Linked DNA regions of Mus musculus: regions 1 and 3 are each linked to region 2. The links are chromatin loops, found by intact Hi-C in ENCODE. Cell type or tissue: heart. All regions are shown on one strand. Region 1 overlaps 4930556A17Rik (a long non-coding RNA gene). Region 2 overlaps Gm20755 (predicted gene, 20755). Region 3 has its middle 22 kb from the start of Gm20755.

Region 1 (8,000 bases), 90 kb before region 2:
TGGTGTTCCAGTTGTCAACTGACCAATTAATTCGTCATTATCTAGGATGACAGAAAGTGGGTCCTTTACACCTTTCTATGGGACTGGCTTCATGGTGAGCACATAGCAAGATTCTGCCCTGTAGATTGGTTTCTAATAACATAACATACACATCATACGGGATGTAGTAGATGTTTAGGCAATAAACCTTCAAATGAGCTGATCTCTTGACTGGAAAATTAAATGTATGTAATTAAGGTTCTCTGCAAATAGCATGGTTACCTTTGACATTAGTGCAGCAAGGCAAGGCCAGCCGTCGCATGCATTGTTAGAGATTAATTTCTGATCTGGTGAAGATCAGCTTTGGGCTGTAGCATGCTTCAAGCTTGCAGCACGAGCTCTCCTGGCTCGCTCTGTATCAGGCTTTTGTTTTGGTATGCGTGATTAAGACTTTGGCTGAAGAAACCAAACATAAGGTTCAATCCAATTTAGTTCCTGCTCCAAGCGACTCTCCTTATTTGTTCAAGAATTTCAGACTGATTCTCCCCCCAACCCCCACACACACTTATTCTGATCACTCATCCTTCATATATTTCTTGGACAATAGGCACCCAGGGACTCGGATTTGATTTACAATATGTACTGTTAGAGAATAGTCTGTGTTGGTTCAGCCATTCTTAATAGGGGCAAGTTAGATGGCTGGTATTTCAAGGGAACAAGCTTTTTATGTCAAAGAACCACATACAACACAGATATGTTCCTGTCTGGAAGACAGAAAAGTCATTTAGACTGTGCTTGTCACAGTTTCAACAGGGACCAACACTGCTGACCCTTCTGATAACCTTGGGTCCTTGTAAAAGTCCTTAGATTGGTCTATACTTCACTTTGCATAGCTAAACCAGGATGCTAGAATCTCAGTTTGTGGCCTTGGCTCCAACACCAGCATTGCAGAGAATGAAAGCAACAATACATACCTATAGTCCCAGAGCCTGGGAGGTGGAGGCCAGAAGATCAGAAATTCAAAGTTCTCGGCTATGTAACAAGTCGCGAGGCCAGCCTGGGATTCATGAGACCTTATCTCAGAACCACTGTTTCCCCCCCACAAACAGAAATTCTATTATGTATTAAACTCAGCAATCCATTTTTGGAGAATCATAAAATCATGGAACTGAGAAACAAATCCAATCCTTTGGTGGGAGTTCTGTCCCCACATGTTAAATGATTTTCTCAGAAGCACTGGTGACTGTGTGTAGATGAATGCTAATATACTTAGACTTGACAAAAGTCACTCGACTAGTGAGTCATACGCCAAAGACGTGAATACAAATATGCCATCGTCTCCAGATTTTGAGTAAGAAAAAATAACGATGTATTTTTAAATTATTTTGACAAAGACTCATAATAACAGACTAATAAAATGTTAGTTCACCAAGAGAGCCTAGAAACGACCTACTCCAAAGGCTTCATTTCCAGATGCAAAGGCTGACCTTCAACTGGCCACACCCAGACTCAGCCTTGTGGTTTCCACTTGACAACCCTCATCACAGACACCTTCACCCACTTTTGCATGAATTTTAAATATTGCTGTGTTTCAGACAGCATGGGAGAAAAGGGAGGGAGGAGGGGAGAGGGGAGAGGGGAGAGGGAGAGGATTATTAAAGGGGTGGGTTTACTTCCTTAACTAATAGTCTTCAGCTTTAAAGCCCGACTCTTTCTAACTGTTCTGTCATTCAAGGTAGTACTGAGTAGTACGGCAGTAAGAAAGAGGAGCCTGCTGAAGGGAGAGATCTCCAGGGCTTCCAGACTACATAGACCAACTGAAGCAGACATGACAGGAGAGTTAGTAATGTGAAGAAGAGGAAAAAGTCCTTTGTTTACTTTGTGGAATGATCTCGTATCGCTGGGTTGAGGTACTGTTCTTGAGGGGCAGAGGCCATGTTCATGTGTGACAGTCTCTTGGGTTGGGAGTATGGAAAAGATCCTTCTCTACTTAATACACTCTTAGGGTCTCTCTACTTCTCTCTCTCTCTCTCTCTCTCTCTCTCTCTCTCTCTCTCTCTCTCTCTCTCTCTGGTGATTTAGAAGGAGGACAGAAAAGATAAACAGATGAATACAGCGTAGACCAGGAAGCTTTGCTGATGACTTCTGCCAATAGTTATTAAGAAGTACACACAACAGAAGCCATTTTTGATCTGGTATGGTATACATGAGTGTGTGTGCACACAAGCAAGTATGTATGTGTGCACATAACAAACATTGTTTGACCATGAATGATCTTCCACGATGCTATCTCTTCACACTGACACACACTCTTCTGTAAGCTGTTGCCTTTTGTCCTCAGTAAGTTTTTAGTGAGCCTAGACTGTTGGGTTGGATCCCACTTAACCATTCAAAGGCTTTGTACTTAAGCTGATATTTTAAAAAAAAAAGTTTTCCGAGGACACTGTGGCGGCGGTGGGAATGCTGTGTTTCGCACACACTCTGGCTGTTTGCGTGAATGTTAATCCTGCAGATGGACGAGATCTCCCAGGGTTCCAGACTGGATGAAAGAACAGAGACACATGGCCAGAGAGTAAATAACAAAGCGAGGAAGAGGAAAAAGCACTTCGTTTTCTTCTGCCTGGAAAATAAATATGCAGACGTTTAAAAATCAATGACAGATGTAGACTATTTTTACAGTTAATAGCCATGGAGATAGTTGAGAAAACAAATAAACAAACAGAACCAAATTGCATCTGGAAACATTTTCAGTGGAGGCCCAGTGAAGATGGAGTTGGATGATACATCCGGAGAGGAGCTGGGCGAGAATAGCTCTGAAGCTCAGGAGGAGATATTTTTGTTTTGCTGCGTGCCCAGAGAGAAGAAATAAAAAGCTAGTGTGAAGGCTGATACATGAATCCCCTGGCTTGGTGCTCCATCATACACAGCCTCTATTTATAGGACCATGAAGTGGCCATGAATCCTGGAGAGCTCTAGTATAGCAGTTTCCGGGGAATGGAAGAAGGAAGGAGTTGTCTTTTGAGAACATGTGTCATAGATTGTAAGTATCATTTTAGTTCATATCCAGAAGTTAGACAAACGGCTACAGCTGGCTTCAAAAACACTAGGAGGTAAGAGTGTTTCAGATGGCCCAATTCCTGACTAAACTCCCATTACTGTAGAAAATCACAGACCAGGCAGGAACGACTATTGGGTTTCAACCACAGATGACTCTCACTCCTGTCTCCCTGAAGCCTTGTAAGTCTATAATTTTCAGTCCAGTACGAGCACGTCTTCAATGGAACCTATTCTTCAGACTCACTTCCGAGTTGCACAAACACCTCTTAGTGCCACGGTTGCGGGTGCGAACTAAGGATGTTGGGAGAAGAGGAAAGCCAAGTGGATTTGAACTTGGCTGGCTTCACTGAAGTGCCACAGTTACACTGTGTGATCTCACCAGGACCCATGTGTCTCACAGTGAGAAATTCACAGTTGCAAAACAAACTCCCTCTGGCACTGGAACTTAGGGAGTGGAGGCCAGATTAATTTCAAACTTCGAAACGCTTGGGACCACAGTCCCTGCTTCATGGTCTCCTGAGGTTTGCTCTTTCTGGAGTTTTAATAGGTGTCTTTAGCCCAGCAGGGGAGACTTGGCAAACCTGAGGCAGACTCCTTCCAGAAGCTTCCTGATCCTCTGGACAGGGGCCAAATTTGTCAGTGGGAAATAATCTTTAGAGGTATCATGAACTAAACTGTTTTGCCATGCTCTGAGCACTGGCTCTCAGTAATGAAAACGTAGGCTTGCAAACAGGGCATGGAACTGTCTCTCGAAATGGTTAGCAGGTGGCAGCGCCTGAGGCAAGACTTTGTGGAGCTCTTTAGAAACCTTCAGTGGACTTAGGCACACTGGGAAAAAGTGAGTCAAGACAGAGGCATGCCCGAGCTCTCATAGGAACGTGTTGAGGTAATTTCCCCCTGTGATCCTGTCTGTGTGGTTAAACAGGAGGCTGCATCTTGAGTTGCCTGTAGAGATGACACTTTTAACAGACACTCTTCAATCTAAATAGTCCTTACATTAGGGGTCTTTCCTGTTCTTCAATTACTGTTTCTAGACGCTTTAAACATGATCTATAGGTTTCACTGACAGAGGTGTGTGTGTGTGTGTGTGTGTGTGTGTGTGTGTGTGACCCAGGGTGGAAGCAGGAAAGATGGACAGGAACACACAGGACACAGGTCACCTCAACCCTGCTGCAGAACAGGATTGAAGTACGTGGGCAGACTTGTTCCTGCCTTTACCTCAAAGACATGCAGCCACTTTCTGTTTGGCTCAGGACTTGCACTGTGACCTAAGGTTGTCGTCAGGTCTTCTTGTACATGGGAGACTGGGAAGACAGTGTTAGCTCTAAGATGTTAAGCAGTTTTCTGAGGGTTGAAAAGTTTGCCCTTCTCTTGTTGTGCAAGCTCCATCCCTTGGCCTTAGCAGCTACAGCTGTTAAGTCACTTTCCAGAGCCCTAACTCTCCATGACTGTTTTACAGCCTAGGATGGAGGAAAAAGAGACAAGCAACTAAGGACAGCACAGTGCCTCCTAAATGTTCCCTCACTGAGAAGAAACCCTGAAAAACAAGGCCACAAGAAAGTCACTGTTTCTGGGGACTACCTGCTCTACAGGATGTGAGCAGGGGCATGTGGGTACCTCAGATGCACTCTCTCCTCTTGGTCCTCTTGGTCCATGGCTTTCTCAGCAGTGCAGGGCTCTGCTGTCTGCACGTTTTCAGTGGACAAGGCTCATCTGGTCCTTACTCTGTGACCAGTTGCAGCTGAGCCCAGCTGGCTACAGCTGTGTGGGAGCTGTCTGAGAATGCCACTAGTCATGGAAGGTGTTTAATATTTGTAAGGGGAGTAAAAGGCTTGGTGCCAGGCTCAGCTAGCCACTGGAGCTTTCTATCTGCAATCTGCTGGTCACTGAGGGTCACTTGTGTGGAGTCATAGTGAAAGAAGACCATGCCCTACCGTGATGTGGCTACAGCTGGGCCTTGGTCCCCCAGAGATGAATGTGTGAACCGTTCTCACGGAGGCTTGTCATGACTTCTCCTGAGAGCCATCTCAGTAAGGCCCTCAGCTCTTCATTTATTTTGGAGTAAATTGTGGACAGGTTAGATAATGTGATTGATTGTGAGAGTTGTCTCTTGGTAAGGAATACTCCTCCTTATGGTGTGTGTGTGTGTGTGTGTGTGTGTGTGTGTGTGTGTGTGTGTGTGTGTGTGTAACTCTCACTGTATTATGTCTCTGGAGCAGCCTGAGATCAGGAAGAAGTGAGATACTCAGGGAAAAGGGCACAGGTTGGCAGGAATGGCTGAAGGATGTTTGGCTGAAGATAGATGAAGGGGGGGAGGTTGGTTCATGATGTTCACGCTTGTGTGTGTGTGTGTGTGTGTGTGTGTTTGTGTGTGTGTGCGTGTGTGTTTGTAGGTCAGAAGAGTGGGTTATCTCCTTCCATCATGTAGATCCTGGGAATTAAATTCAGGCTGTCAGTCTTGGTGCTGGTGCAGTTACCCATAGAGTCATCGCCAACCCTATTGTAACAAGTGTGTTATGCTTAATCCTGATTACAGCCGTGCCTGACTTCTGTGGATCAAAGACCAGGAAATCTATTGCCACAAGACTTGAGAAACTGGGAAACAAATTACCGTTTGAACTTACAATGTTTAATTACACCAAGTTTATCACCAAACTTCATTTACATGCTTGGTGAACACAGTCCATGACCTCTGGTAACTGTTTAATAGTGGAGATCTAACTCTAACAGGTACCATTTATTACAGACAAACTATGTGCCTATTGCTGTTAGGCACACATGCTAGTGGCTTCTTTCAGTTGAACCTTTGTCTTATTAAAGGATGCTAAAAATGGCCTATTCATATAACATAAACAGGACCTTCTGTATGTTTCTACCTACTTATTAACTTCTCATAAAGTCTAATTTCCTGGCACATATTTCTCTTGAGATTTTATAAAATATGACTACTATGGGTCAAGCATTTTTTTCTTATGAAGCAGAGAGAAAAAATAAAATTAATATTGTCTTTCTTCTTTTCCTCTAGATGCAGCTGCAAAGAGTGAGTGAGACACATGCGCAGAGCCCTGGATGGAAGCATGTCAGCAGCTCAGGTCCCATCACCAAGGGGCCTGGCTTAATGTCACATTTTCTTTAATCTCCGTAGCCCATAGACTTGATTGGCTCTCGACATTATACTTCCTTCTGTTTTGATATTAAACCTACCACACTTGATGTGGGTCAGGGCTTTTGTTCTTGACGTTGTATTTTCCACATTTCCAAACTCTCCTGATCTAGAACACAAAGGCAGTTAATAGTAACAAATGCCAGACTAGCTAACAGAGATGGGCCCATTAGATGTTACTCAGAGCCTCATATCTGAAGTATCGGCCATGTTATTTAGTTTGATCATCGCTGAGATCAAGTGCTTGACACAAACTTTCTGGGGGAGGAGAGGTTTATTTTGCTTAGCCTCACGGTGGGGACAATGTGTGCCAGTGACTGAACTCAGGTCTCCAAGGCTTGCATGACAAGCACCTTTATCTGCTGAGCCATTTTGCTGTACCCGAAAATTACACGATCATGAAAGAGTCTGAGAATGCGATTCCATCCAAGTTTACTTTCTGTTCTGTGCTTTATTGGTTAAAACACCATCATTCTAACCAGAAGATTAAATGGCAGTCACTTTAACCTTGAACTATTACACTTCTATGCCTCGGTGTCCCTGTCAGTCACCTGATTTGGAAGTCAGCAGTGTCAGGCTCTGTGGCTCTGGTTGTATCTTTCTGATATCGAACATCTTTTCATAGACTCACTTGTTTCTTTGAAGAGATGTCTGTTCAGATTCATGAGCCATTTGCAAATTGGGCTACTGGAATAATTGGCGTAGAGAGGCAGGAGAAGGGTTTGAATTGGGAGAGTGGTTCTGTACCATATGTAAGCTGTGACTATATGCTGGGCTGCAGGCTGTCGAGGCTTGTTCCCTCCTTTGCTGTGAAGAAGCTTGCTGGTCTGATGTGGTCCCACCAGTTATGTCTGCCGCTGGTGTGCATACTTTTGGTGTCACTGGCAAAATCACTGTCAGGACAAACTAGAATTTTACAGCTTAGCACTTAGTTTTCTTTTTCTGTGTGGTGTGAGATGCCTCCAACTCTGGTCTTTTGCATGTGGACATCTGGTTGTGCCATCACCATTTGCTGAGTCTTCTTTACTGATTGTGTATTTTTGGTATTCCTGCTGCAGTCAGTTGACTATTTGCCTGTGGGCTTAATCCTGTAGCACTCTAGGACGCTTTAATGACTAGGGTGTCTCGTCTGGGATGGCTGAATATTTTGATATAAAAAAATCAGGGGATGCTGACGTGTCTTTATTTTCTTCTAAGATTTTGGGGCTTTACAGGATTCTTTGTGACTCCATAGAAACTTGAAATTTACTTTTCCCCAAGACTGGAGGGATGGCTCAGAGGCTAAGAGTCATTGCTTTTCTTGCAGTAGAACCAGGTTTCATTCCCAGCACTCACATCAGGAGGCTCACAAGCACTTGAACTCCCAGTTACATGGGATCTGACATGCTCTTCTGACCTTTGAGGTCATCTGCCAAGACTTGTACATACACACAAGAACAGAGACACACCCACACCCTCACATACTGACACACACACACACCCCAATTGGATAAGGATTATACCAGCTCCGCAGTTAGCTTAGAACACAGCATAGTATATCTTTACTTATGTCTTTTAAACTATTTTTCATCAGTGTTTTCTAGTTTTCAATGTGTATGTCTCTCACCGGAATAGATAGGCTCAACTCCAAGTCTTCATTGTTTTCACGTATTCTTTCTCTACTTCCTCTCCAGAGAGTTCATCACTAGTGTGTAGAACATGATCTGACGGTCATTGATTTGTCAATTCTGGGATTCTCACCTGTGAGGAACTTGCTTTTTGTACAGTGTTTTGTTGGTTTGTTTTAGTGGGATCCTTAATA
Region 2 (8,000 bases):
TTGTCTTTTACAGTCAGCAGAAGTATGAACCATGAACTTCCACATGGTGACAGCATGGACCAGGCACATCTAACCTGGCCTTTGGTGTCAGGATGTGTCATGGACCACAGCATGGTTTCTGCCACAGACACACAATGGTCCTGGTGGCAGCCTGGACCATAGACAGCAGCACAGTCTCAGGTGGCAGCACAGACTTGTATACAAGCATCACCATGGCTTCACTTAGCAACCAGGCTATTCCTGCACAGCCCCCAGAGGCATCACAGCCCATGAACATCACTGTGGTCCTTAGCATGGTTTTTGGTGGCAGTACAGACCTTGGAGATCAATCCCATCCTCTGCCACAGCTTGGGCCACAGACACAAGCATAGCTCTTAGGGGCAGCATAGGACACAGACATCAACATTGCTTTCATGGCAACTCAGGGCACAGACACCAACATGGTCCCCAGTTGCTGCCTGGCCCAGGGACATCAACACAGTCTCAACATCAGTATAGGTCATGCACATCAACATGGTCTCCAGTGGAAGCTCAGGCCTTGGACAATAACATGGTTCAACCTCTCCCCACAGTGTAAGTGCAGCCCTGGTCCTCCATCCTTCTTATCTCTTCATTACAGATTCATTTAAATGAGGAGGTCTTTGATCTATCCTGAGTTGGCTTCCATGGGGGTGAAAGGTGTTTCCAGCCTCCTCCATGCAGATGTGCAGCTCCCCCTGCTCTGCTCCTGGAGAGATGCAGTCTCTGCCTTACACGCTTTTGGTGTCCTTGTCAAGAACTGGGTAACTTGGGCTGTGTGGGTTTTCTTCTGGATCCCTGTGTTCCTTTGTTCTATGGGCTTCTGGACCAACATTATGCCACTTTTATGCCACTTCATAGCTTACTCTGAGAACTGGTACCTGGTGCCTCCAGCAGTGTTCATTGTGCTGAGGATCACTTTGCCTATCCAAGGTATTTTGTGGAACTAAGTGGATTTTAAGTTTGTTTGTTTGTTGCTTTTTTTTTCCTATTAGAAGAACATGACTAAAATTTTCATGAGGATTGCACTAAATCTACAAATGGATTTTGGTCTTTTTTACTACATTATAATTTCTACCATCCCATGAATATGGGAGGCCTTTCTATCTTCTAGAAAATTGTATTCATTTTTTTTGTATGTGGTATATGTACTGGCATGTGTATGTGTGAATGCATAAGTAAGTTTGTTCATGTGTGTTTGTGTTCATGTGTGTGTGTGTGTGTGTGTGTGTGTGTGTGTGTGTGTGCGCGCGCGCGTGTGCGCGCGGGGGCGTTCGTGCACGTGAATGCCAAAGATCAATGCCACGTGCCTTTTTCAGTTACTTTTCACCTTAATTTTTTTGAGATAGTCTGTCACTTAACCTGGAACTCATTGATTTATGTAGCCTGGCTGGGCAATAGGCTTCAGAGATCCATGTGTTTCTGCTGCCCCAGTACTGGGGTCATAGATGCATGCCAATATTCCAGGACTGTACGTGAGGATGAGGGATCTGAACTCTGGTCTGAATGCCTGTTTTATAGCAAGCTCATTCTCCAATGAGCTGTCTCCCCAGCCCCTCCTTATTTTCCCTCCCACAGTGTTTAAATATTTCCAGCACACATGTTTTTCCCTTCTTTGATTGGGTTTATCCCTAGATAGTTAATTTTATTTTTTTCAAGCTGTTATTTGTGAATGGGATTCTTTCCTGACTCTTTCTCAGCATGATATGTCGAGAAACTCCTGGGCTTTGAATGTTGACTTTATATCCTGCTGACTTCGTGTTTTCCTCTGCCGAGTAGTAAATGTTGACTGTAGCATGTAGTAAGTATGTTGTCTTATGAAACTTTTATTATGTTGAGAAACATTACTTTTATTCCTAGTTTCTTCTGGGATTTTATCATGAGGGGATTTTTTTTTCTGTACCTACTGAGAAGATCATGCAATTTCTGTCTTTGAGTCTACTAAGTATTCTTTTGGACATCTTGAGTTGTCCTTGTATTCCTGGAATGAAGCTTACTTGGTATCAGTGAATAATCTTTTAGATATGTAGATGAATTCACTTTGAAAGTATTTGAGAGTTTCTGCATCTATGACTAAGAGGGAGATTTCTCCTGTGATTCTCCTCTCCTTCCCACCACGCTTCCCTCCTTCCCCCTCCTTCCTCTTTTTCTTTCCTTTCTTCAATCTCTAGCCCCAACCCACCATTTTATCCCTATCTAGTTTTGGTCCCAAGGTAAAGTTACCTTCATAAAATGAGTTTGGTAATGTTCTTTCTGTTTCTAGTTTAAGCAGTAGCTTGAGAAACAGTGGTGAATCCATCTGGGCCTGATGTGTGTGTGTGTGTGTGTGTGTGTGTGTGTGTGTGTGTGTGTGTGTGTGTGTATAAACTTGGGAGACCTTTTCTTATTGCTTCAGTTTCGCTTGCTACTTAACTGTTCAGGTTACTTATAGTCCCTTGGTTTTACTGTAGTAGGTCATATGTGTCTAAGAGTTTTTCCATTTCTTCTGGATTTTTCCAATTGATCAGAAAGTACATGTGATGTCTAATCAATGTTCACTTGACTGGATCTGGAACCAGCTAAGAGACAGTCCTCTGTGTGGGTCTCTGAGGGAATTTCCTGGAAGGGGTAACCGAGATGAGAGGAGGTTTCCTCTGAGTGGAGCCTTTAGGTGCCTGTCTACCTTCTTTCCATGCTGAGAGCTCCTGCCCTGGCTCTGTCATAGCTGCCACTATCCTTTGCTGGCGTCAGAACCAGCTTCTTTGGTCTCTAACATGGACTAAAGAGCCATGGCTTCCCAGGAACCCTTCATGCAGTCAGTGCCAGATTGATACTCCTGGGGCATCCAGCCTTGTGGAGAGAGCATACTGTGTGAGCCAATCTAATATATCCCTTTTGTAATATCTACACATTCCATTAGGCTCCTTCTTTAGGGAAACTTGACTAATGTGATATGTTTTTAAAATATGTCACATTGACCCTCTGAGATTCCATCAATGTCTACTACAATCTCTCTTTTCCTTTCTAATTTTAATATTTTGCATCATCTCTCTCTTTTAGTTGGTTTAGATCTTCTGATTATCCACCCATCCATCACCATCCTAGAGACAAGACATGTCACTGTCATTATGGAAGGAACTGCACCTGGCCTTTTCTAGAATGTTTGGTGTAATTTTGAATAGCAGACACAGACTTAGAATAGACGTTCAGATGCCAGAAACCCTGACAGACAGAACACCACACTACAGGTTGCTCTCTCTGACTTGCACGTTGTGTAACTTCCTCCCTTCGGCAACACATTGATTCTCTGGCTGTAAATACTGCCTTCGACACAAGGTTAAAGCCGTGTGCTTGCAGCTTGGAGAGAGCAGAGGAGATAATGTCAACTTTAATTCCTGTGTTTTTCCAAACACAAAGATTAGGCCAAAGGTCACAAGTGGAAATGAAATAAAAATGGAAAACAGATGTTAGGAAGCCCACTGGTAATGGAAACACAAGAGGCAATGAAAGTTACTGAAAGGAAAACACAGCTAAAAACATGCACACAACCCAGAGAGCAGGGTCTCAGGGAGGTTTTGTTTTCATAACGATGTGTTTTAAAAAGCCCGACTTTTTAATATTTCCTACAGTGATTTAATTTCTTATACTTTTTTCCTTCCCTATCTAGAGGCAGAATTCAGCAGATGGCAGAAACCACCCTCTCCAATACCCTGAATAGTCAATGTACCCCAAGTATGCACACTGTCACAACCGGAGGTCAGTTGAAAGGGGACGTTTGTCTTCCAATTGGCAGGTTGCCACTTTCAAAGGTGCATCCATTCTTAAGCCAGCTTCCTGTTCAGCTCTGGGCCTGAGACCTGGGCGTCATCAGGGACAAGTCTGTTCTGGGAGAACAGCTGCTGGGGTGGAATTTCATTTAGATTACAATGCACGTCACAATTGTAGTTCTCTCTCTCTCTCTCTCTCTCTCTCTCTCTCTCTCTCTCTCTCTCTCTCTCTCTCTCTCTCTCCCTCTCTCTCTCTCTCTCTCTGTATTTAAAAGGAAGCTCTGTATTTTGGTGTGTGCTGACTTTTATAGTTGATCTCCAGCCAATAAAAAGAGGAAGATGTTAGAAAGTCAGTGGAAATACCTAACTCTATGTATGATATTTTGGAATGCTATAAACAAATACGCATCGGACATCTAGAAAGTACCCTGAGGCTTTTGCCTGTGTTATCTTTTAAAAAGTCAGACGAGTCATAAAACAAAAACAAAACCACATTGTAACATGGCTGAGAAAGTTCTAGCATTTAAAGTAAAACCAGAAAAGAAAGACAATTAAACACACACATCCCCCAGCTTGTCCTCCTACCCACAGGCTCCTAGGGAGCCTTCCTGGGGCTGCTGTGCGTCTTTCTGGCTAATATCGACCAACTGACTGAGGACGGCAAAGGGGAACTGGCACACCTTGGCGGCAGGTATGTAATTAAGAGGAGGTAATTAAGGATCATTGCTGGGTGCGCTGACAGCGGGCATGTAATTACGAAGGAAGAAGAATCAGAACAGGAGCCAGGACGTGAATGCCAAAGTATGCTCAGAAACCTGGACCCTAAAATCACTTCCTCTGTGGGAGGCAGGTCATTTCAGTCCTGTGCTTTAAGAGCTGTGCTGGCATGGACCAAGGATGAGCCCAGAAACGTTTGTGTCCGGCCTCGGCAGCCTTAGCAAATCATCTCGTCTTTTCATTGCTCATCCCTCCCTCCCAGACACGGTCCAAGACATTCCATTTTTATGTGCGTTTGTATTTTCTCAGGAACAGACACATTAACAGGATGGGTTTAACCATAGTTCAGTTTATTTACGATCCTCTGGTTAAATGTTAATAGCCTCAAGTCAAGGATCTAACGCAAGAATTTGGAGCCGGGGATTTTGCAGGCTGTATTTAGTGACCACTCAACAGCATTAATATCCAGCTGTTTATTTTATTTTGTTTTATTTCAAATCACACATGTGGAGGGGGTTGGGAGGTACATGCCCATGAGTGTAGGTGCCCAGTGGAGCCCAGAAGCTCATGTCAGTTTCCCTGAAGCTGGAATTACAGGTGGCTGTGAGATGCTTGACATGAGTCATGGCAACTGAAATCAGGTCCCCTTCGAGATCCGGAAGGATTCTTAACCACTGAGCCATCTCTCTAGCCTCTCTCCGGGTTATTGAATACTAGGCACCATTCTAAGGACTGCTGATGAGCTAATAATCCCTTTAATCCTTATGAGACCGATGCCTGGCAGTTTCTGTCAGTAGCATCCCCCTTCTTAAAGCGAACTTCTAGGCAGGGTAACATCACAGAATTTGCCCAAGGTCACATGTCTGATGAGTGGCTGAGTAGGGACTGACTCCTAAGTGTACTCTCCTGGCCACCATACTGTTTCTTTATCTTTTCACAGTTTCCATGAAAGTCCTTTTTTGACTATTTCCTACTGGGGGTCAAACTTGTTAGATTAGATTATTAGACTATTATTGCATGTCTATATGAGGGATGGAATTCCCCCCACCCCCAACTTCCTAAGTCATCTTAATGCACTGGATAAAGAGCTTGAGCTGCCACACACGCCATCTATTGTATGTTTGTGTGTGTGTGTGTGTGTGTGTGTGTGTGTGTGTGTGTGCTTGTGTGTTCCTTGTCAAGTCTTTCTGCTGGAGTATGGATAACCTATTGTCTCAAGTCATAGCCAAGCTCTGATGAGGTAGAATTCAAACTCTAATGTAAAAGTCAAGCGCTGATCGAAGATGCCTAACAAAGTTAGCATCTGCATCCTAGGAGTTAATGCATTCCGAGGGGGGAGGGGATGGGAAGCTCAGGGAGACTGGGAAACTCAGCTAAGGAGAAGCCAAGAGTCAGCACAGCATGAAGCAAAAACAAGCAAACAAACGAAGCGACACACCCCTGCATCCTCTCCACAGAGCCTGCAAAGCCAGAAGTTCACCGCACATTGGTCTTGCCTCAGACACCAGTAATCTTTATTAAGACATAACAACATTATTCCTCAATTGTCTTCTTCCGGTTGGCCAGCTGTGGCCACTGAAGGCAGATTAACCAGAACCTGATGGGTTTGAGCCCCTGTTCAACATTGCTGGCTAAATACCATAATTATACAGGGTGCTGAGGTGACGTTCATCTTATACTTAGACATGGTTCCAGATAAGTTCACCCGTCAGTCCTCAGTCCAAACTTTTAGCCTATAAGTTGTAGTGTGGGGTGGGGAGGAGGTGGGTGAGTGGAGGACTGGGGTACAGGAGAGGAGACAAGCCAACATAACAAAACAAAGAGCCCCAGGGGAAGTTAACATTTCAGAAGACAGGCAGCAGCTCCCAGGAATAGACTTTCAGAACTGTGGGGACCAGCCTTTCCCAGGTAGAGCAATTTCCATCCTCCAAAGCCAGAGCATCCTGCCCTCTGGCATGCAAGAAGTTTTCTGTTTGCCCATTCTGTCCATGAACTCCTGATAGGATGAATTTTTCATCAAGTTGGAAAAACGATTTCTGTCCTATTTTTCCCTTTTAGAGGAAATAGATTCCCTTAATGTGAGTGTAGGCTCATTTCCCCTGTGAATTCCGACTGGGAGCACATTCCTGGATGGCAGTCTACCAAACAGAAACAGGCTTCTGGAGAATGGCCTAGTATTCTAAAAATTTTAATGACCTAGAAGCAGAAATAGTTTTGGTCCTTAAGTTCTAGATATAAATGCTTAACTTCGGATTTCAAGGGCCAAGACTTCTAAGATAGGATAGCTGGAAACCAGCCAAAAATGAGTGACGCAGACAGTGTTTGTTAATGATTGAGGAAGAATTCCTGAAGCAGCTCACGATTAACTGGTTTGAAATGCCTCTCTCTAGGTCTTTGGAACTCTGTGGCACTATACAAATGCTTCCTTGCTTTAAAAGACTCTTGAATGAAATTAGTTTCTATAAATCAGATTCTGTGTCCAGACTTTTTGAAGCACAGTCAGATGCCTCTGCATTCTCTGTGGCCTTCCCTTACTAAGGGATGGTGTTACCAGCCTTCTCCTAGTGGATTCCTATTTGTCTGTCAAGGTGCACATGGGGGTTGTACTCTGGGAGGTTCAGTTTATCATCTTTCTCTTCCTTTATCCCAGTAATTAAATGCATCTTCAGTTTGGGGTTCATACTTTCTGCCTCTTTCATATCTCATATCACACTTAAAAATTATTACTGGATGACTGGTCATTCTCCAGCTAGCCCACCCACAGGATGATGGGCCTTAAACCACAGGATACTGGACCCATGGGTAATTATGAGACTTAAGGAATGTTGTTCTAAGGCAAAGGGCAGGCTTGTTTGGTGTTCCTAGCACTTGAACCTTTCAAAGTATCCAAGGGAATTGTGTTTTCTAACCTAAGAGGTTACTAGATGACGAGGTTACTTGCTCTTGGGAGTGCATGGGAATTCTTTCTTCTATCTGCCAAGTGTGGTGGGGAAGAGAGACACTCAACCCTCACATTGCAGGTGTGGGATAGGCAGGAGAGATGCATCTGCGCGTGCGCGTGTGTGCGTGCGTGCGTGCGTGCGTGCGTCTGTGTCCCTGTGTGCCCATCCATTCTCTTGCCCTTCCCTGCTGACTGATGGAACTTGGGAAGATCAGAGCAGAAGCAGTCATGGGTTTTCTGAATCCACCTGCTCTTTCTGCTTCAGAGACAGTGCTGAGATTTCTGGGACCTCTCCATATTTCTTCAGTTCTGCTTTTGACATTCAGGGAAGCTCCACAGAGGAACTCTGAACTTTTTGGTGGTTGTGTATTTTCGTTGCAGAGGAGTATTTACTAGGCCTGTAGAAAAAAAAATGTGGCTTTATTACTTAAAAGCTGCCTTTTTTGTTTTATGTTATTTTAAATTGATTGATACTTATACATATTTATGGAGTATTATGAGATGTTTAAATGTGTCCATACATTGGGAGTTGATCAAATCAGGCTAATTAACATATTTTCTCAAATATCATTTCTTCA
Region 3 (8,000 bases), 59 kb before region 2:
GTGCCTGTTTCACTGGCTGAGCAGCTATGCGATTCTTGGCCTCTCCAAACTTACAACCACAGTGTAGTAAGTCATATACACGCATCTATTCCATGAGTTCTGTTTCTTTGGAGAGCCCTGACTAGCACACGTCTGTATGGCCTTACTTTGCCATGGTGTATGATTTCAGTAATCAGGCTTAGTGCAGACCTGGCCTGGAGAAAGGGAACTTATGGCAATAACTTGATTAAAAACATCTGAAAGGGAGAATTTCAGAGGGATTCTGAATTTGCCTCTTTTTCATTTCTCCCTGGTTTTTTTATATGCTGTATTAATCTGATTGCTATAGAAAATGCATTGGAACTTCAAAAATTGTTCTTTTCATTGCTAATATCAGTTTTGTTTATAATTACAAACAAAAAGCTACTTGAACAATGCATTCTGTAGCCTCCATGGGGGAGGGAATAAAACAGCTTTCTTTACTTATTTTAGTTGGGACCAAGAGTAGAGTGGGGGCTTCTAAGGGTGATGCCCATCTGTCTGTCTGTCCATCAATCGATCGATTGTTCCATCCATCCATCCATTGTCTGAAGAAGTAATTTTTGATACTTGGCTCTAAAAGCTATGTTCTAAATGGTAGAGTTCAAATAGGGAATAAAGACCAACACATAAAACCTGTACACTTTTGCAGGAGAAAGGCATCAATAAATAATTATGTAGTTAAAAATAAAAGTAAGTGTATTAAATGAATCTTTGCACAACTAGACATTAGCCTCTAGAGAAAAGAACAACCATTTTAGCCAGACATGTGACCCTTCACCCCTTAGTCTTATTGAGTTGTCAGGAGGGGACAGTCTTCCTGTCATTAGTCTTAGTAATTCCTCCTGCCACTTTTGGCTTTTTCTCAGTGCCAATCATTCATGGGTTCATCTCTACCTTTTACATCCTGCTTAAAGCTTTTAAGGCGCAGTATTTTGCAGGCAAACTTTGCCGGGTGACAGAGAAAAGGGAGTCTGTACTGTGACCTTTTCTTATGAAGCAATGAGTCTGGGAAAAGGTGGTCCCAAGGTTGACTCATTGCTAAATGATGCCAAGGGGAAAATTATCTAGGATTCCTTGAGCAATCCCACGACAGAGTGGTGGCCGAGGAGAGGAGAGTCAAGGAGGATTTCTGTTTGTGTGAATTTTGTGTGAAGAATTCTCTTACCTGGAGGCCAATAATGTTATAGGTTTATGGATCCCAAATCTGATACAGTTTTGGAATGCACTTTAAGAAAAATGATCTAAAGCACAGAATCTGGGCTAGAGATGGCAGTCAAGGTCATTGAGAGGATGAGGTCCGCTTCTTAGGATGACAGTAAGCAGGTTGCATTTCTTCCTTTGCATCTGTGACCTCCCTGAATCACAGGAAGGCAGGTCACTTGAGCTGCAAAGAGGTAGGAAAGCAAGTGTCTGCTGTCTGTGGTGCTGGGGAAGGGGAGAAGGATTTGTATTGGATGAGAACCACTTTGTCCCTACTGATGTCTGTGGGTGGATGCCTAATATCCCACAGTGGGACAGAAGTCCGCTGTCAAGCATGTTTGACTTGGTGGGATGCAGTGAGTTAATGCGTTCTCCCACTCATGTTCCTCTAGGATCACAGTATAATACTGGTCATCATGTGAGGGAAATGCTCATGAGCAGAGCACCTGTGGCCTCCCAGAGAGCCTCGTCAGGGACGCTGCTTCCAGTTCTGTGGGTTGTGGAGACACAGCAATTCTTTCTGTGCTTCTATACTCCCAGGCATCTCCTTTAGCTCATGAGGGGCCCCATGTCATCTGTACAATTCTCTGTAGGAAATTCTTTCTCCTTTCGAATGGTTTCTCCTGTCATATATGTGTGTGTGTGTGTTTAATTCATTTTAATATATCAGCAACACGATATTAATTGCACCAACAATTCTTTAGTTTTAAGGCCCCATCTAGGAAAGTTATCATGGCTAAAGTACAGAATATTTAGCCAGTATATTGGGGCAAGTGTGTAGGTGGGTGGTAGAGAATTTGTCTAAGATGTATGAGGGCCTGGTTCTCTCTCTCTCTCTCTCTCTCTCTCTCTCTTACACACACACACACACACACACACACACACACACACACACACACTCATACACACAGTATCTTGTCAACACTGACACAAAGCCAACTCTGTACTTGGGGTTAGCTAGCAAAACTTGATTGTGCCCAAAGGCAGCAATTTCAACACAGGCAACAGTGACAAGTGTCCTATGCTATTTCCTCACTTACAAGTCTTGTCACGGCATATTTGAATCTCCAGGTACTATTGAAGCCAAAATGTCTAGAGTCCAGTTTCTGAGGCTGGAGTCAGCTCTGTAGTGTGTCAGTCACCTGGCTTTGTAGGAGCAGTCTTGGAGTGATGTCCCAACTGTCGGCTCCTTCCCTGATTATTCTTGCTGTAAGGTAAATGGTGAAGGACCTCAGAGTCGAGGGCTCAAACCCTTAGAGTCATAGTTGGACCGTTTAACAGGAAGCTGACTGGAGAAGACAAGAGCTTCCCCAAGCCCTCTGAGCACCTGGCTATGCTCCTGAAGAGGACTTCCAAACAAGAGTGTGCCTTAGGCGGCTTCCCAGCTTCCAGCTGGATCCTGGAAAAGGCTCTTCCTCAATTTCCTGTTCTTCAGCATCATGGAAAGTGGTTTATTGCTCACCCCAACCCTGCTGCTGCTTTTCACATGGAAGGAGAATGTGTTACCCACAATTCTTTGCCATGAAGAGCACAGGAAACCGTTGGAGATGAGACTGCGATCCAGCTCCAGAGTGTAAGGAATGAGTGATCTCTCTCTCTCTCTTATATTCACACATGCGCACGCATGCACGCACACACACACACACACACACACACACACTGATGAGGGTGGGGAGAGAAAGAGGGAGTAAAGGAGGGAAGGAGGAAGAGAGAGAGAGAGAGAGAGAGAGAGAGAGAGAGAGAGAGAGGGAGAGAGAGAGAAAGAGAGAGAGAGAGAGAGAAACAAGAGTCAGGCTTGAGTCCTGCAGTTATTTCTGGCTTTGAATTGTGTCCAAGTCTCATACATTCACAGACGGCCTCGCCAAGGCCCACAGCTGTCCTGCATTTTCAACAGATCCCACAGGGCCTCGATCAGGCTGAGAGACATTCCTTTGCTCTGACACAGGGCCTAGAAGGAAGGGCTGTAACCTCTGAGGCTGTGGAGGTGGGAGCCTGCCACCCTGACCTTCCCAAAGTGCCCAGACATACAGGTGCAAGAGTGTGCTGGATGGCACAGCCCAGAGTGTGGCAGGACCTGTGGGTGATTGTCCTCAGAGCCCACAAATCCAGTGTGCTCTACTTTCTGTGGCCGTGGTGGAGAGACACATGCTCCTGTTGCTGTTTGGGATGCTTGTCACAGGAAAGGCATGCTCCTCTGGAGATCTTCCCAGCTGTCAGTAATGTGCTGATATACCAAGGCCAGTCCTGAGCAGGCTAGCCAGATAAACAGGATGTCCACAGTGTGTGAGAACACATGAGTGGAGCGACCCTCTCTGCCCATCTGTCAGCCCCATAAGGGACTGTCGTGCCTTGCTCCATCTGCCTGTCTAGGGCAGGAAAACAGGCAGCATGGAACATATGTGAGAAAAGCCCTCTCCCTGGCTACAGGGGCCATTGGTGAGACTGGGAAATCTGACCTAAATGGGAAGGAACATGGCTTTCTTGTTAGTTGCTTACTTGTCGGGAAGTACTTTAAAGACATCCCAACACACAGGGGAAGACATAATTAGATCATCAGTGGCTGTTGTGGGAGACAAGGGGGCTGGTCTTCAGGAACAGCTCTGCATGCCAGTGGAATCAGCTTCATGTTTTCTTCTTGTCAGACACACACTGGTTATTTATGTGAATATACAGAGACAAGTGACGCCTGTGTCATTGTCCTTCTTGTTTTGGAGACACTGTGTCTGTTGACGATCAGTGTGTAAACACGCTCTCAAGGCGGCAGGAGGAGGCACAGAGGCCCCTCCAATAGTCTGTGCAGACTGGGCCCTTGGAGGAAGAGCAGCAGACATCCTGGTGTGGGCTCTTCTGTGGTTGAGGGTGTCGAAGGTGAACCCCACAGTAAGAATGTGCTGATAGGACATTAGAGTTGAAAGTGAACCCAGTTTCTCTTCTGACCTGAACTGATGGATATGGGAACGATTGCTGTGATTGCACAAGATCTCCCAGGAGTGTGGCCAGAAAGTCAGATATGTGATTCTAATTCTCGGGGGCCCTGTGATGCTCTCTGTGGCGTGGTACATGTTCTCTACTTCCGGTACATCAGACGCAGCTTCGTTTACGTGGATTCAGTGTTGTTACTTACTGCTTTGATTTGAATAGCAACTGTTTTAATTCTCTGTGTTTTAAACTACAGTAGAAAGAACAAGAAGAAAACTCCTTCCACTTTGTCTTTTATTAGCTCAAAATTTAAAATTTGAAAGAGTTTAATGGGGGCTGGAGAGATGGCTCAGCGATTAAGGGCACCGACTCCTCTTCCAAGGTCCTGAATTCAATTCCCAGCACCACATGGTGGCTCACAACCATCTGTAACAAGATCTGACACCCTCTTCTGGTGTGTTTGAAGACAGCTACATTGTGCTTAGATATATAATAAATAAATAAATAAATAAAAGAAAGAGTTTAATGATGTAAGTAAGATGAGGCTAATTGCATAAGAAAGCAATTTTACAGTCTGACTTGTTAGAGGGAATCAGTATATACTTTTATGTATATATGTTTGTAACTGCATGCTGGATCACACATAAAACTTTTGTGTGTATGATTTTTTACTTCCATGTCTGTGTGTTCACCATGTGTACATCTGAGGGTTCTAGCAAATGAACCCAGGTCCTCAGTAAGAGCAGTCAGTGCTCAGGGATCTTCAGGCCTGCAGAATCACAGGAAACCGCTATATTTTCATATACATGTAGATTTACATGTCTGCCCTCCCTCTCGCACGCTTGCTCCCTCTCTCCCTTCTTCCTCCTCCTCCTGTCTTATCCCCCCTTCTATTGTTGCTGCTCTTATTTAGGACAGGGTCTTGTTCTGCCTCTCAAGCTGGTCTGAAACTCACTGTGTAGCTTAAACCATCCTCAAACTCATATAATTCCTCCTGCCTCAGCCTCCCAAGGGCCAGTTTCAGACACCACACCTATCAATGTGAGATGAACATTTTCAAGGTAAACAATATATCTGCCATACTGCTTTTGGTGGCACAGTAAATCGGTCCATCTTATATATTACAATATTTGCTCATCTTTAGTTGTGTTGGGTGCTTGAGGACAATTTTCCTCTCCAATAAGTTACTACATTGTGAAGTTTCACTGAATTGTACACTGGCTCTTGTCATAACCCCCATTTTCACGAGTAGAGTTTCTAGGTCAGAGGCTGTGCATGTCTGCAGAGCTTGCTGTCCATCAGATCTCTGTGCCCGCTTCTCTTTCCCTGTTCCAATATCCGTGGTTTGTATTTGGGGATGTGGGACTTTAACATCTAGCAAGACAGACAACAAACGGAAACAACAGAGCCTCTTCAGCTAGTAGCAGGGGCTATGCCCTTACCCATCAGGGCCTTCAGTTCCTAAAAGATACTGTCTGTGGAGAGCACAGGCACTGTAGAGACAGAGATGATGCATGCTTGTGACAAGGGTCTTCTCATTTGTATCCTCCAAGGGCAAGAGGGTGGTGACTTTCAAGTTCACAGGGTCCTCGGAAGGAGTCCCTGCTCACATCTCAGATGTTCATCCCAGAGACCTCCCAGCCATGTCCGTTTGACTTGAGAAGAGGGATGAGCACAGTTTTGTAACAGCCTGGAAGTTGTTAATTAGAGAGCAAGCATGTGGACAGCCTAGGGACACTGAGACCTTCGGTTCTGTGCTTGAGTTGCTACCCTCACCTCTGATGTGCAGTTGCTTTTAGTATGGAGAGTGAGTGCCAGCTATGTTCACTTACCAAAGGATGGAAAGCGAAACCGTTACATTCTGAGAGATTGGCGTCTATCTAACTCTATCTACTGCACTATCACGCTTTGAAGACAACTCCAGAAGGAAAAGTGCCTCTACGTTTCATTTTTGCAGTGTGACCCCGTGACATCGTGCTGGCTGGTTTCCTTGCATCAGAAAGAGTCATAGCTACTCTGTCAGAGCAACTGTGGCCTTTACTCATGGTGACAGTGTTAATATCACTGTTTTTTCCTCATTGGATGGGTATCATATAGTCACTATATCTTTAAAGGTGTAATTCTTCCAGGCAGGTATTTGATTATCAAAGTAAATAATGATACAGTTTCAGATTGTACTACAATTGAGTTAATGTTCTCCATAAATACGAACAATAAATTTTACTATCATTATTCAGTGTCTTAGTTCGTGTTTTAGGAAGTAAATACTTTGGTTAGATAATTTTTAAGTCACAAATCGAGCTTACTTTGAGTGCTGAGTTCTAGAACACTCCAGCAAAGCTTCCTGAGGTTTTTCTTGACAGTATTTTAGGGAGTGAGGAGTTGAATTTTATTAATACTTCCCTCTCATATTAATTTGTAACTATCCTGTCACCTCAGGAGAGGCCATTGCAGGGTTGGAGAGCAGAGCAGGCACATTTAGATAGATCAGGGAGAAAAACAGAGTAAAGAAAAGATCTACCTAGGAAAGACAAGGCTTATCCTGGGGGAACATTTGCTCAGCGTGGGCTCACATCCTGCCCATCAGACACTTCGGGGTGAATTCTACATGGAATGAGGGCCTGGTGGGTATTTGCCCCCAGATCATGCCTTTAACCCAAGTATTTGTGCTTTAGAATGGCTCCTCTCAGCTTCATCATTGTCCACCTCCTGTCCGAATTCCTGTCATTCATACCCTGTGACCTCTGACCCACCAGCTGATGCCAGATCCTCTTAGCCACTCATTACTTTTGCAGTCACCTTGGCTTCTGTCTCCAGAGACGGGGTCTGTATCTCAACCACTTCCCCGTGAAAGCAGAATCATGGATCTGGAACTGTGTCCATGGCGGACTGTCCTCTGAATGCCAAACATGGCACAGTGTTATGTACATGAGTGCTTCCAAATCAATGGAGCAGGAACTTCGTACCAGACCCTTGAGCAATAAATGGGTTACCTTTTCATTTTACTTATATATTCTAATTATACTTTAAAAACAAAATATTTATCTTATTATAGGTTGGACATCTTCAAATTTAAAAAATTCTGGATTCTGAGGTATCTTAAAATCTGCAGCTCTTCTTGTTTACACGATGCCACAAGTATCAAAAAGCTCTGTCTCATAAACAAAATTATTATTTTTAAATTTAGTCTTCTCTCATATATTACACCTGGAACACAGTCTCTCACCCTATGCTCACTCCCATCCCCACCCCACCCCCAACCACTCCTCTTCAGAAAAGGTCAGGTCTCCCGTGGATATTAACCAAACATGGCATATTGAGTTACGATAAGACTGGGCCCCTCCCCTCATATTAAGACTGTATGCGGCAACACAGTAGGGGAAAAAGGATCCCCCAAACAGGCGAAAGAATCAGAGACAGACCCTGTTAGTGGTCCCACACAGAGACCAAGCTACACAATCATAAGGTATGTGTAGAAGGCCTAAATCTGGCCATAGAGGCTCCCTGATTGTCAGTTCAGGTTCTGTGAGCCCTTATGAGCCTAAGTTAGTTGTTCCTGTGGGGTTTTTGCCTGTGTGTGTGTGTGTGTGTGTGTGTGTGTGTGTGTGTGTGTGTGTGTGTGTGTGTCCTTGTCTCCTCTGGTTTTTACAATCTTTCTTCTGCCTTTCCTACAGGATTCCCTGAGCTCTGCCTAATGTTTGTGTTTGGGTGTGGCTCTCTATATCTGTTTCCATCAGTTGCTGGATGAAGCCTCTCTGATGACAATTATGTGAGGATACACACACACACACACACACACACACATATATATATATATGGTCCTGATTATCTTGGGTCTCTGGGCTGTCTAGCCTTCATTC

The links. Hi-C counts contacts between places; a loop is a spot of excess contacts. Peaks named below come from ENCODE experiments on the same cell type or tissue, not always from the same donor. Only the 100,000 strongest peaks of a DNase experiment are listed, where the experiment ranks them.
Region 1: it touches region 2 in a loop (2.3-fold over the local background); 2 of 42 quality-filtered maps call a loop at or near these places.
Region 3: it touches region 2 in a loop (3-fold over the local background); 4 of 42 quality-filtered maps call a loop at or near these places.

The regions. Positions count from the first base shown.
Region 1 is chr3:37,842,043-37,850,042 of GRCm38, forward strand. 4930556A17Rik (a long non-coding RNA gene) reads left to right here. Exons shown (of 3, transcript XR_880780.3): 3 at 6,062-6,258. Among named protein-coding and RNA genes, the nearest start is that of 4930556A17Rik, 18 kb to the left of the region's middle. In heart, no CTCF peak of the experiment used is centred here; DNase peaks (open chromatin) are centred at 2,859, 3,469, 4,349 and 4,829.
Region 2 is chr3:37,931,692-37,939,691 of GRCm38, forward strand. Gm20755 (predicted gene, 20755) reads left to right here. Exons shown (of 4, transcript NR_040559.1): 2 at 3,665-3,753. Among named protein-coding and RNA genes, the nearest start is that of Gm20755, 37 kb to the left of the region's middle. In heart, no CTCF peak of the experiment used is centred here; DNase peaks (open chromatin) are centred at 3,320, 3,820, 6,130 and 6,480; H3K27ac peaks cover 365 bases.
Region 3 is chr3:37,872,353-37,880,352 of GRCm38, forward strand. No RefSeq gene overlaps it. Among named protein-coding and RNA genes, the nearest start is that of Gm20755, 22 kb to the right of the region's middle. In heart, a CTCF peak has its summit at 3,565; DNase peaks (open chromatin) are centred at 2,659, 3,129, 3,459 and 4,209; H3K27ac peaks cover 2,288 bases.